2 separate regions of the Homo sapiens genome follow, and region 1 is linked to region 2. The links are chromatin loops, found by intact Hi-C in ENCODE. Cell type or tissue: sigmoid colon. All regions are shown on one strand. Each heading gives the region's core, and the rest is flanking DNA. Links, peaks and the distances in the headings are about the cores only.

What was found. Hi-C counts contacts between places; a loop is a spot of excess contacts. Peaks named below come from ENCODE experiments on the same cell type or tissue, not always from the same donor. Only the 100,000 strongest peaks of a DNase experiment are listed, where the experiment ranks them.
Region 1: a loop joins it to region 2, with 5 times the contacts of the local background. A loop is called at or near these places in 10 of 110 quality-filtered maps.

The regions. Positions count from the first base shown.
Region 1 is chr1:223,081,681-223,087,061 of GRCh38, forward strand. No RefSeq gene overlaps it. Among named protein-coding and RNA genes, the nearest start is that of TLR5, 59 kb to the right of the region's middle. In sigmoid colon, for the core only: no CTCF peak of the experiment used is centred there; a DNase peak (open chromatin) is centred at 3,101.
Region 2 is chr1:222,755,853-222,761,233 of GRCh38, forward strand. LOC105372984 (a long non-coding RNA gene) reads right to left here. Exons shown (of 4, transcript XR_922641.3): 3 at 5,251-5,381. Among named protein-coding and RNA genes, the nearest start is that of FAM177B, 21 kb to the left of the region's middle. In sigmoid colon, for the core only: no CTCF peak of the experiment used is centred there; DNase peaks (open chromatin) are centred at 2,009 and 2,259.

The DNA.
Region 1 (5,381 bases), core at 315-5,314, 330 kb after region 2:
GGTCATCTCTTCTGCGCCGGCCCCAAAGTAGACTGTCCAGTTCCCTGGGAGATACTGCGAAATCTGCTTCATGTTTCCATTCGTAGACAGGAAAAAAAAAAGCCCGCCCCAAAAGCCTGAGCTTCCATTAGGATTACCTTGCCTGGGGTCCCAGAGTGACCATAAAACACCATTTCCCACCCTCCCTGCCCCATTGGTTTGTCAGAATACTGCTTCCACTAAGAGGTACCATCGTTTAAGATTCTTAGAATATTCTACCTAAAAGGCCTGAATATTCTCATATTCATGTGTGGCCTTAGAATGAATATCCAGCCTGAAAGGAGATGGTGAAGTATGCCTGCCTCATAGGGAAACTGAGGCTCAGCAAGGCTCCGTGGAAGAGGGGAAACCTTACCCTCTGAGTGCTCCATAATGGAGTCTATGGAATAAACTGACAGCAGGCGGATTAGCAGGAGGAAGGGTGACCACATTTATTATGCACATGGATGCATCATGGGAAAGAAAAGTGAATATCTCCAAACCAATGAGAGACCTAGAAGCTTATGCGCCTGACTCACCGCGGAGGCAGGAGAGGGGATGGAGGTGCCATGGGGAGAATGAATGATTTGGGGAAAGATGAATGGGCCCTTGGGAGAATATGGGTAGCCTATGACAAAGTTGGCCTGGGCATGGCATCAACCTTCAGTCCCCTCTGCTGTGATGCGAGTCTCCCCTGGCTCATGAATTTCCTGGGGAGGGGGATTCATGATAATTGAGGTCCCTTTGGAGGGTCCGTCTTTAGGCAGACAAAGGCAGCTCAGAGCAAGCCTCCGCCTGCATCCTGTGCTGCCCAGTGCCTTCGGTTCAAGGTAGCTGGCATACCGTGTTTGGGTGGCACTTCCCGAACTCCTTCAGCCCAGTCCCTTGACTTTAAGCCCAGTGCTCTTTCCACTGCTGTCCACGGTGTGTGGCCCTCCCCCCGTGCAGGTGTGTGACTGGGCACCCGCAGAGGGACACCAGGCCACAGGGAAAACAGAGAGAGGCAGACCCAGATAATGCCAAGATGTGCACAGAGCTGAGTGCTGTAGAAGGAGCTGCAGGCATGGGATGGAGGGTGTGACACCAAGTGGTACCACCCACAGGACACATCTGCTGCGAAGATACTCAGACTGAAGTCTGGGTCCCAGAGAAATGACTCTTTATAGCACCTGGAAAGGCTACCCTGCTGCCTGCAGTCTCTGTGGAACAAAGAAGAAATGAATATTGCAATGCATGTCACACGTAAATTCAGCATCTAGCCCTGTTTGTACTTGACCTGGCCTGGCCACCTTGTTACCTTATGCTCCTCATCACAAACTCCTCCCCAGAGCCAGGCTGCTGGCCTCCCTGAATATCCTGCTTTCGCGCCTTTGCTTTTGCTGCTTCCCCTTCCCGGAGCACCTGCCATGCCCCCCTCACACCTTAGCATGTGAGTCGAAGCTTCCTGTACACAGCCAGGGGCTCCTGGAGGGGTGTGTTAGCTTCCTACAGCAGCTGTAACAAAGTCTTACAGACCGGGAGGCTTACACAGCAGAAACCTGTGGCCTCACAATTCTGGAGGCTGCAAGTCCGAGATCTAGATGTTGGCAGGTTGATTCGTTTTGTGGGCTGTGAGGGAGAATCTGTTGCAGGCCCCTCTGCTTGGCTGGTAGTCGACCATCTTCATGTGTCTTCATGCATCATTCTGTGTGTGTGGCTGTCTCCACGTTTCTCTTTTTTATAAGGACACTATTCATTTTGGATGAGTAATGGCCTCATTTTAACTTGATTACCTTTCTAAAGCCTTATCTTCAAATGAGGTGCTATTCTAAGGAACATGGGACGTCAGCAAATGACTTTTGTAGTAGACACAATTCCACCCACAATACCTGGTTCTGGCCTGGCCAGCCACTGCTGAACCGATGGAATGCTAAAGGGAATGGGATTTCGAAGTGAAAGATGGCTTGGAAGTTTGGAGAACATGAGGAGGAGGTCTCGGGGGTGTTGGGGGTGGATGAGCCCATTGCTGTGGGAGCAGAGAGGTCAGAGCATGTAGTGGAAAGGGGTTTGGGGTAAGCTTTTGCTGTTTCGGTTGTGAGAAAAACTTTCTTCCATCTCCTTGGGAAAGCGTTAGCAAGGAGTACATTACTAATCCTTAGACTGGAGTGAGATATGTGTTGGGTCAGGGGCAACGTGAGGACGTCCGGCACTACGGAAGGGCCAGGGGGAGCCCCAGTGGATCTAAATCTTTCTTACCCTTCCAGGACTAACTCACGTCCTTCTTCCTGGCACGTCTGAGCTTGCGTTATTCTGGCAGAAAACAAACTAAATTACAGTAAATATATCACACACATTATTTCCAGCGCCACTTCATTAGCCGGTGCTGTTTTGTAGGGCTAATTAACTGTGGCGCGTATGTTTGTCTTCTCCAGTTGATGCTGGTGCACGTGTATAGTCTGAGGTTTGTTTTTCCCCAGCCTCACCCCCATGGTGCCTAATACACCACATCGTGCACAGCAGGCGCTTGGAGCACGCCTGTAAACTGAAGGCTGCTTGGGATGCCCATCACGTTCCCTTATGCCAGCCTTAGCACAGCGTCGGGGTCGCCCACACCCAAGGCTCCCCCTGTACCTGTGGAAGGGCTAGAATGGAGACAAAAGGCGTGCCCCATACATTGTACTTCCTCAGTTTTGGAGAGGCTCACCCTAAGGTCCTCTGCAGATATTCCCGTTCTCAACAACGTTGGCCACACCCCTGGAGGCTTTGGAAGTTACTAGAAGGGCCCGAGTTTGACAAGGCCTTCTGCTGCTCTCTCTGACCTTAGGCCCTCAGGAAAGAAGGCGGAGGCATTTGGCACTGTAGTGGATGGAAACCAGGCTGCTCCGAGTGGCTGTTTTCTTTCGACGCCAAAGAAATGGAATTTGCCTGAGAGTCTCAGAGCGTCTCTTCCCACTTAATAAATTCTGTTTGAAATGGATGATAATGGCTTCAGGGACAATGTGTTCGAGATGGATTGTAACGGGAGATTAGGGAACAACAGGTTCACAACCCCCAGACCTGACGCTGCAGGCTTTTAGTCAGGGCCCTTCTGGGAGGACAAGCAGCTGGTCTAGGTGGAGGGAGAATTTGGAAAGAATCCAGGGCTGGAGCAGGGCCACATCATGAACTGAGGATGCAGAGGAGATCTGAGGCCAGAAGATGTTTCAAAGGTAGGGAAGGGCAGTGGGGAGAGTGCTGGGGAGGGGCCTCTTTGAGGCTGTTCCAGGAGATCAGCTCTTGCCAGGAGCTGGACTTTGAACTTGGGTCCCGTGATTATAAAATCCAGTGGGCCAGAAACCAATGATAATGATTATGGCCCCTTGCTACATTGGGATTTGGTGCTGCTGAATGCTCTGGCCTCAGAGGACCCCGTGACTTTGGGGTGCTGTCAAAGAAAAAATTATTCGTGATACTTGTTATAGATGGTAAGGCAGACTCTATTCACTGGGGGAATCACAGTAGCTCTCGGGACCACTGCAGTGGGGTCTTGCAGTGGGGAGAGAGACTGAACTCAACTGAGTCCAACAGGGACAAGTGAGGATTCATAGCCCAGGAGCAGAGTGGGTGTCCGTGGATGGAAAATTACTAAGAGGAGGCATTTTTGCTAGACTGACAACAGAATTCTTGCTGCAGGCAGGCCAGGCTGAGAAGATACCCAGGGTGATTAGATTCCAAGGGTGGGGAATTGTTGCTAAACTGACAATAGGATTCTTGCTCAAACTGGATTCTACAAAGACAGAGCGTGAAGCCCAAAGTCATACCTAGTTGAGCAGAGGACTCAGAGGAGCCTAAAGGTTTGGTCAAACGCAAGAGTCTTTGTCAGTGCCCGTATTCAAACCAGGTCAGGGGGAGCCCTGCTGTTGGCTTGCTGGGAGAGAGAACCAGCCCCCGACACACTCACATCATTGGGAATGTGTAAATACTTATGCAATGTGGATTACTATGTGTTTTACACATTACATATTCATGTGGCATATAATGGAAGCTCCCCCAAGAACCAGCAGAGAATGTATGGGAGCACAGGAGAGTGATTTAGATAGAGTAGCTGTCATCATTGTCACCATCATCATCACCCCCATTTTACAGATGAGGGAATTGAGGCCCGAAGAAGCTGGGGGTTGCCTGAAACATAAGAAATAAATGGCAGAGGCAGACCCTGTGGCTCACTCAGGTGCCTCTACTACTGTTATTATTACATGCAGGAATTGCTTATTGAACACATACTTGTGCCAGCTCTCACCATAGCCCTGCAAAGAAGAACCTGAAACTGGAAGAAATAACTTGCAATAGCAGGAATTTTCAGAGCTGGATGTTGAACTTGGGTCCTGTGATTCCAAATCCCATGCTCTGTTGACTTCCTGGCCCTTTGTCTCCTCAAGGTGTGTAGCTCACTCCAAATCCTATGCATATGGGGAAGTCTCCTCTAGCCCCACAGTTGGCATGGACCTAGCACATCCCTTATAGATAAGCCAAGTCAAGTCTAACTTTTTCTTGTGAGGTTGTTGGCATCACAGTTTGTCCTTGGGGATAGCTGAGCCTTTTTTTTTTAGAGCTGTCCTTTGACAGTCCCGCTCTGTCGCTCAGGCTGGAGTGCAGTGGCGCGATCTCGGCTCACTGCAACCTTTGCCTCGCAGGTTCAAGTGATTCTTGTGCCTCAGTCTCCTGAGTAGCTGGACTACCAGTACGTGCCACCACACTTGGCTAATTTTTTCTTTTTTTTCTTTTTATTTTTGAGATAGAGTCTCACTCTGTGGCCAGGTTGGAGTGCAGTGGTGCGATCTTGGCTCACTGTAACCTCTGCCTCCTGGATTCAAACAATTCTCCTGCCTCAGCCTCCTGAGTAGCTGGGACTACAGGCGTGTGCCACCACGCCTGGCTAATTTTTGTATTTTTAGTACAGACGGGATTTCACCATGTTGGCCAGGATGGTCTCGATCTCTTGACTTCATGATCCAATTGCTTCAGCCTCCCAAAGTGCTGGGATTACAGGCATGAGCCACCACACCCGGCCTAATTTTTGTATTTTCAGTAGAGACGGGGTTTCGCCATGTTGGCCAGCCTGGTCTCGAACTCCTGGCCTCAAGTGATCCACCCACCTCAGCCTCCCAAAGTGCTAGGTTTATGGGTGTGAGCCACTGCACCTGGCACACTGAGCCATTTTTTAATGGGAGATCTGCTGTGTTTGAGTTTTAAGGTGCACTGTGGGGAATGAGATCTTCTGTTCTCCTTACTTACTCCTCTCACAGGCTTGATATTCAGCTCCCCAATGCCTGGAATTGTACTATCTCTGTCTTCGAATGCAGATTTAAATACCCACATCAATCCTGAAAAAGTATTGCAATTGT
Region 2 (5,381 bases), core at 148-5,147:
ATTCATGGATGCTAAACAAAATGTGGAGAAAACATATTGCCCTGCTCTATCTGGCAGCTTCCAAGATTCAATGATATATTGGGAAAGGAGTAACTCACTTCCCCTTCCAGCAACATGTAAGCCCTAGACTCCTGCCAGGCCAAAAATATCCCCGATTAAACAAATTATGTAGCAGAAAGTCTTTGAATTAATAAACCAAATTTGAATAATTATCTGGTTCTTGATGTTTTTAGTTATTTATTATGACCATACTTCATTGTGCGTAATGCAGGTAAATGAAAGTTAATTTTATTATTTCTCTTTCTAATGATGGATTCATATAAACCTTTACCTTCAGAGTGGAAATTCAGGGAGTCTCAAGTGATCAAAGAAGCTCTTTAGCAAATGCACACAGACAATCTTACCCCCCTTTATCTTCATACATACAAAATTCAAATGTCTTTCCCTGACTGGGCAGTCCTGCCAAGAATTGTTTGGGTCTTTTTCATCTTTGTTGGTGAGGTGGTCCTTCAATTATCTGTAAATGTTTCTATCCTCTGCCAAATTACACCACTTCCAAATGCAAGATATAATTATTTCCTCTACCTACAGCAAAATGAAGCCAAGTACACCTTGAATCATTTTCATTCTCAGGTATCTTATATAGGTTTGCCAAGAGCCGGGAAACACAATGGTCAGCTTTTTAGGCAAAAGTGTTGAAAGCTCTTTAGGGAAAATCTTCTCTGTAAGTTTTCATTTAAGTTGGGAACCAGAGGGGAGTGTCATGGTTCTATCAATCTGAGTTTAATTTGGGTGGGAAGTATTTTTACTGGGAAAAAGAAAATGAAGGGCCCCCAACAAATTACTCAAAAGGAAGTGGATATTATTTTCCTGGAACATTTACTTAATCTGTCATCTTCAAGCCTGCCCTCAGGCTTGACTGGCTGTATAAATCAGGACAAAGTGGCAGAAACAAAATTCTCTTCAGAATTGAGTGAATTTCTGTAGAAAACGTGTCCCAAGGTAAGCATTTTATGATGGTCTTTGGTGTCTTGGGGAAAAAATTTGTTTCAGTGACAGAGCAAGATGACCCCAAGAGTAAGATGACCCCAAGAGCAAGACAGCTCCCAAGAATGTGGTGATGGTGGGAAAACCTACTTCTTTCTCTTCAAATTGTAAGAAGGTAGTTCTTGAAACTTTGTATATAAAATTATTAATGCCAATTTTAAGGAACTGATCAAAATATCAACTTTTGCCTCATTGGCTGATGTGATGGCTAGTTTCATATGTCAACTTGGCTAGGCTCTAGTATCCAGTTACTTAATGAAATATTAAGCTAGGTGTTGCTATAGAGGTATTTCATAGTTAACATCTACAATCAGTTGACTTTAAGTAAAGGAGACGATGCTAGATAATATGGGTGGGGCCCCATCCAGGTAGTTGAAGTCCTTTAAGAGCAAAACCCTGAAGAGAAAGAAATTCTGCCTCAAGACTATATCATCAGCCGGGCATGATAGTTCATGCCTGTAATCTCAGTACTTTGGGAAGTCAAGGCAGGAGGATTGGTTGAGCCCAGGAGTTCGAGACTAGCCTGTGCAACACAGCAAGACCCCATCTCTACAGTCAGAAATTAGCCTGGCGTGGTAGCATGAATCTGTTAGTCCCAGCTACTCGGGAGGCTGAGGCGGGAGGATTATTGGAGCCCAAGAGATTCAGGCTGCAGTGAACCATGGTGGTGCCACTGCGTTTCAGCCAGGGTGATAGAACAAAACCCTGTCTCAACAAAAACAAAAACAAACCAAAAAGAACCCCTACAGCTTCAAGTTTTACATGAGTTTCCAGCCCGCTGGCGTGCCCTACAGATTTCAGACTTGCCAGCCCCCATAAGGATGTAAGCCAATCCCTTGAAATAAATCTCCTTGATTCTGTTTCTCTAGAGAACTCTGACTGATAAAGCTGTTACCCAACATGCATTTAGGAAGTTACGACTACCATATTTAGTTAACTATCACGTGGGCCAGTTGGCCAATATTACCATCATGCGGTGTGCAGGACAGCTGTCTTCTCTGCTTCATCTTAGTTCACACAGTCCAGATTTAAACATGCTTACACTCTCACATTCTTGCACAAAAACCTTTCAAATGACGTTTAACATCTTAATATTTACAAAGAAGTACCTGGGCCTGTGTTCACTCTTTCTACAGATTAATGGCAATCACGTAGAACTGCGTAACTGAGAACTAAAACCTTTCCATCCAGCTGGCTGTGGGACAGCGAGTGGATAAAAGACAGGCCCAGCAGTTCCCACAAGAGGCAGAACGTGAATGCCTGGAATCTGAGAAGGGAACTTGGAGATTAAAGGAAAAGCATAGTGAGTATTCAAGAGCCAGGAAGCCTAGATTTTAACTCCAGGGTCTCTAGTCATTAGCTGGGGGGCCATACTCAGGCCAAGTTTCAGACTTGTCCTCAAAATGAGGATAATAAAAGCCAGCATCCCTACAAAAGGTGAGAATTAATTGAGATCCTGTATGTGAAAGCATTAATCAAAGCTCTATACCAATGGCACATCAGTGTTACCTTATCTCCTTTGGTCTCTTCAACCCCTATCAATAATATCCAGAAATAGAAAACTGGACAATGAGAACATGTGCTAAAGACTATTTCTATGCCCTTCTCTGCATTAATTCCCATAGGAGGTGTGATTTTATGGAAAACAAAATATGTTATATTCACTCCCTCCACCCCATGTTTATACAGTTATAATGGTTCAATTTAGTCCCTATCTATGGAGAAACATGTCATTGTGTGGGAAACATATATAATAATATACTCTTCACCATATAATAAGCTCTTCACCAACTTTCGGGGTTTGAGAGAGCTTCTTGTCTGGGGTGGAAGTGAGGGAAGAGGGCAGGATGGGGCAAATGGAGTCTTAAACCCTTCAGCTGATAGTAGTTTAGGAAAGAGACACCGATCATCATCTTCATAGCAATTAGAAACCTAGAGAGGTGGGAAGAACTCTGGATAATAAGTCATGAAAATTAGATTCTAGTCCTGACTCTGCTACTAAAAAGTTACACGACGTTAGAAAAATTTACTATCCATGGGTCTGGTTTTCTAATTTATGAAATGAGGCAGTTTGGACTAAATTAGCTTTACCTAAAGTATGTTCCTCTGAATATTAATAATTTTTTTGTTTTGTTTTGTTTTGTTTTTTTGAGACAGGGCCTCGCTTTGTTGCCCAGGCTGGAGGGCAGTGGCACAAAAATGGCTCACTGCAGCCTCAAGCTCCTAGGCTTAAGCCATCCTCCCACCTCAGCTTCCCAAGTAGTTGGGACTACAGGTGCATGCCACCATGCCCCTCTAATTTTTTTTTTGAGACAAGATTTTGCCATGTTGCCCAGGCTGGTCTTGAACTCCTGGGCTCAAGTGATCCACCTGACTTGGCCTCCCAAAGTGCTGGGATTACAGGCATGAGCCACTGCAGCAGCCAAATAAGTTTTATATTAAAAAGGAGGATCTGAGAAACTTAATTTTTTGGAGGAATTTGGTTAAACAAAACAAAACAAAAAAGTATCATTGCCACAGAGTTTTTCAGGGTATTAATAAACTAATGTGCCTCATTAAGCTCCAAAAGACAGATAGTCGCAGCCACTTGGGAGGCCGAGGTGGGAAAATCACTTGAGCCCTGGAGTTCCAGGCTTCCGTGAGCCATGTTCCTGCCACTGCACTCCAGCCTGGGTGGCAAAGGGAAGCCCTGTCTCAAAAAACAAAACAAAACAAAAATACACAGTATACAATATTTCCCAATGTATGTGGTCATAAAATCACTTGTGCAAGGAGGATTTCCAGAAGTAGCAGTCTGAGGAACTTACTTTGAGAAACATTAACCTAGAAAATCTATAAAGTGCCTTTTAATTCTAATGTTCTTATTCTATAAAGCTGGGATGGTGCCAAGAAAGTGGACATTTGCCAGTTGTATGAATGACGTGCTAGAGTAGAAAATAGTTTTTATTTTACCAGCATCTCCTTTAAACTTTCTCCTCTTTTAATGGCGTCACTATTCTTGCTGTCAGCCAAGCTGGAAACTTCAGTACTTTAGGGGCCACTTTGACTCTTGGCCATCAATCTGTCCATTGCTAAATCCTGACAATTCATCCTTTATGGTGTCTCTGAAACTCATTTCTATGTCACTAATCCTGTTTCCGGGCTTTACTGATGGACCTGTGTTTTGATTGTTGTTTTGCTGGTGGAAACACTGAAAATTTCTCTAGCAAAGACAGGAAAAGTCTCCTTCTCTCTGCCGGTCTATTCTTTACCTTCACACCAGAGGTTTTTCTTGCAAACCATGAATCTAATCAGATTACTCCTCTTCTCAAATATTTTCAAACGTCCTACAGTGTCACAGAATAAAATTTTAAATTCTTCAAAGTCAGTCAATGTCCAGGCCTAACTTTCCTTTCTTATCTCTATAAGCCAAGCTCCCTGCTCCTTAAAGATATCTTATTTCATGCTTTTTCATCTCTTTTCACATAATTTTCTGTCCTTGAGATTCCTCCCCCTTATCTTTTATTAAAACACTTGTCTCCAATAAAACATTTGTATCACTCAAGACCCAGCTCTAATGCGACCTCTTCTTTGAAACCTTCCCTTGCACCCTTATTTAGATGTGAGCTCTCCCCTCTCTGTACTTGGCTAGTACCTATCTCATCTAATGTGCCCCCTCCTGGTATTATGATGATCTATAAAGTCATGCTAATCATTCTTCAGATAATAAATTTATTGAACACAGGGGTATAGGGAATGACTGGACTAGGCACAAAAACTGCAGCCAGTTCAATCATCTCTGATCTCATTCATTCAGTCATTCAACAACTATTTATTATGTGCTAGGTACTGGGGAACATAAACATGGTTAAGACCTTACCATCAATCCCTTGGTTGCCCTAGTCCGGTTCCTAGTCCTCTCCTTCAGGAGAGGCCCCATTGCAGGTCCATCCCAAATCACTCACATCTTCTTGAGCCAGTTCACAGTTCACAGTTACTCTGTTCAAACAGTAACGGCACAAGCCCCAAATGCCACTGTTGAATGTCCTTTTTGTCCAGGTGGTAAGTGTTCTCTCATTTGAGATCCTTAATGTTTCTTAAAAACTCAACATTAAAAGACACCTGTCCTTTGATCAAATCTCCAAAGCCTCATTTTCAGATTCATCCTATTAAGGCTCTGGAACAAGCCTGCACCAAACCCTCCACAAACCCTGATGCACTTACTTGAGTATTATTTACTGTAACCTTCATGAATGTGCAATAAACACACAGAAGTTCCCAAGGCTGAAGGCTGGAAAGACATGGCAGGATGATAAATAAGCTTTGATGATGATTTCAATGGATGGTAATTTCTT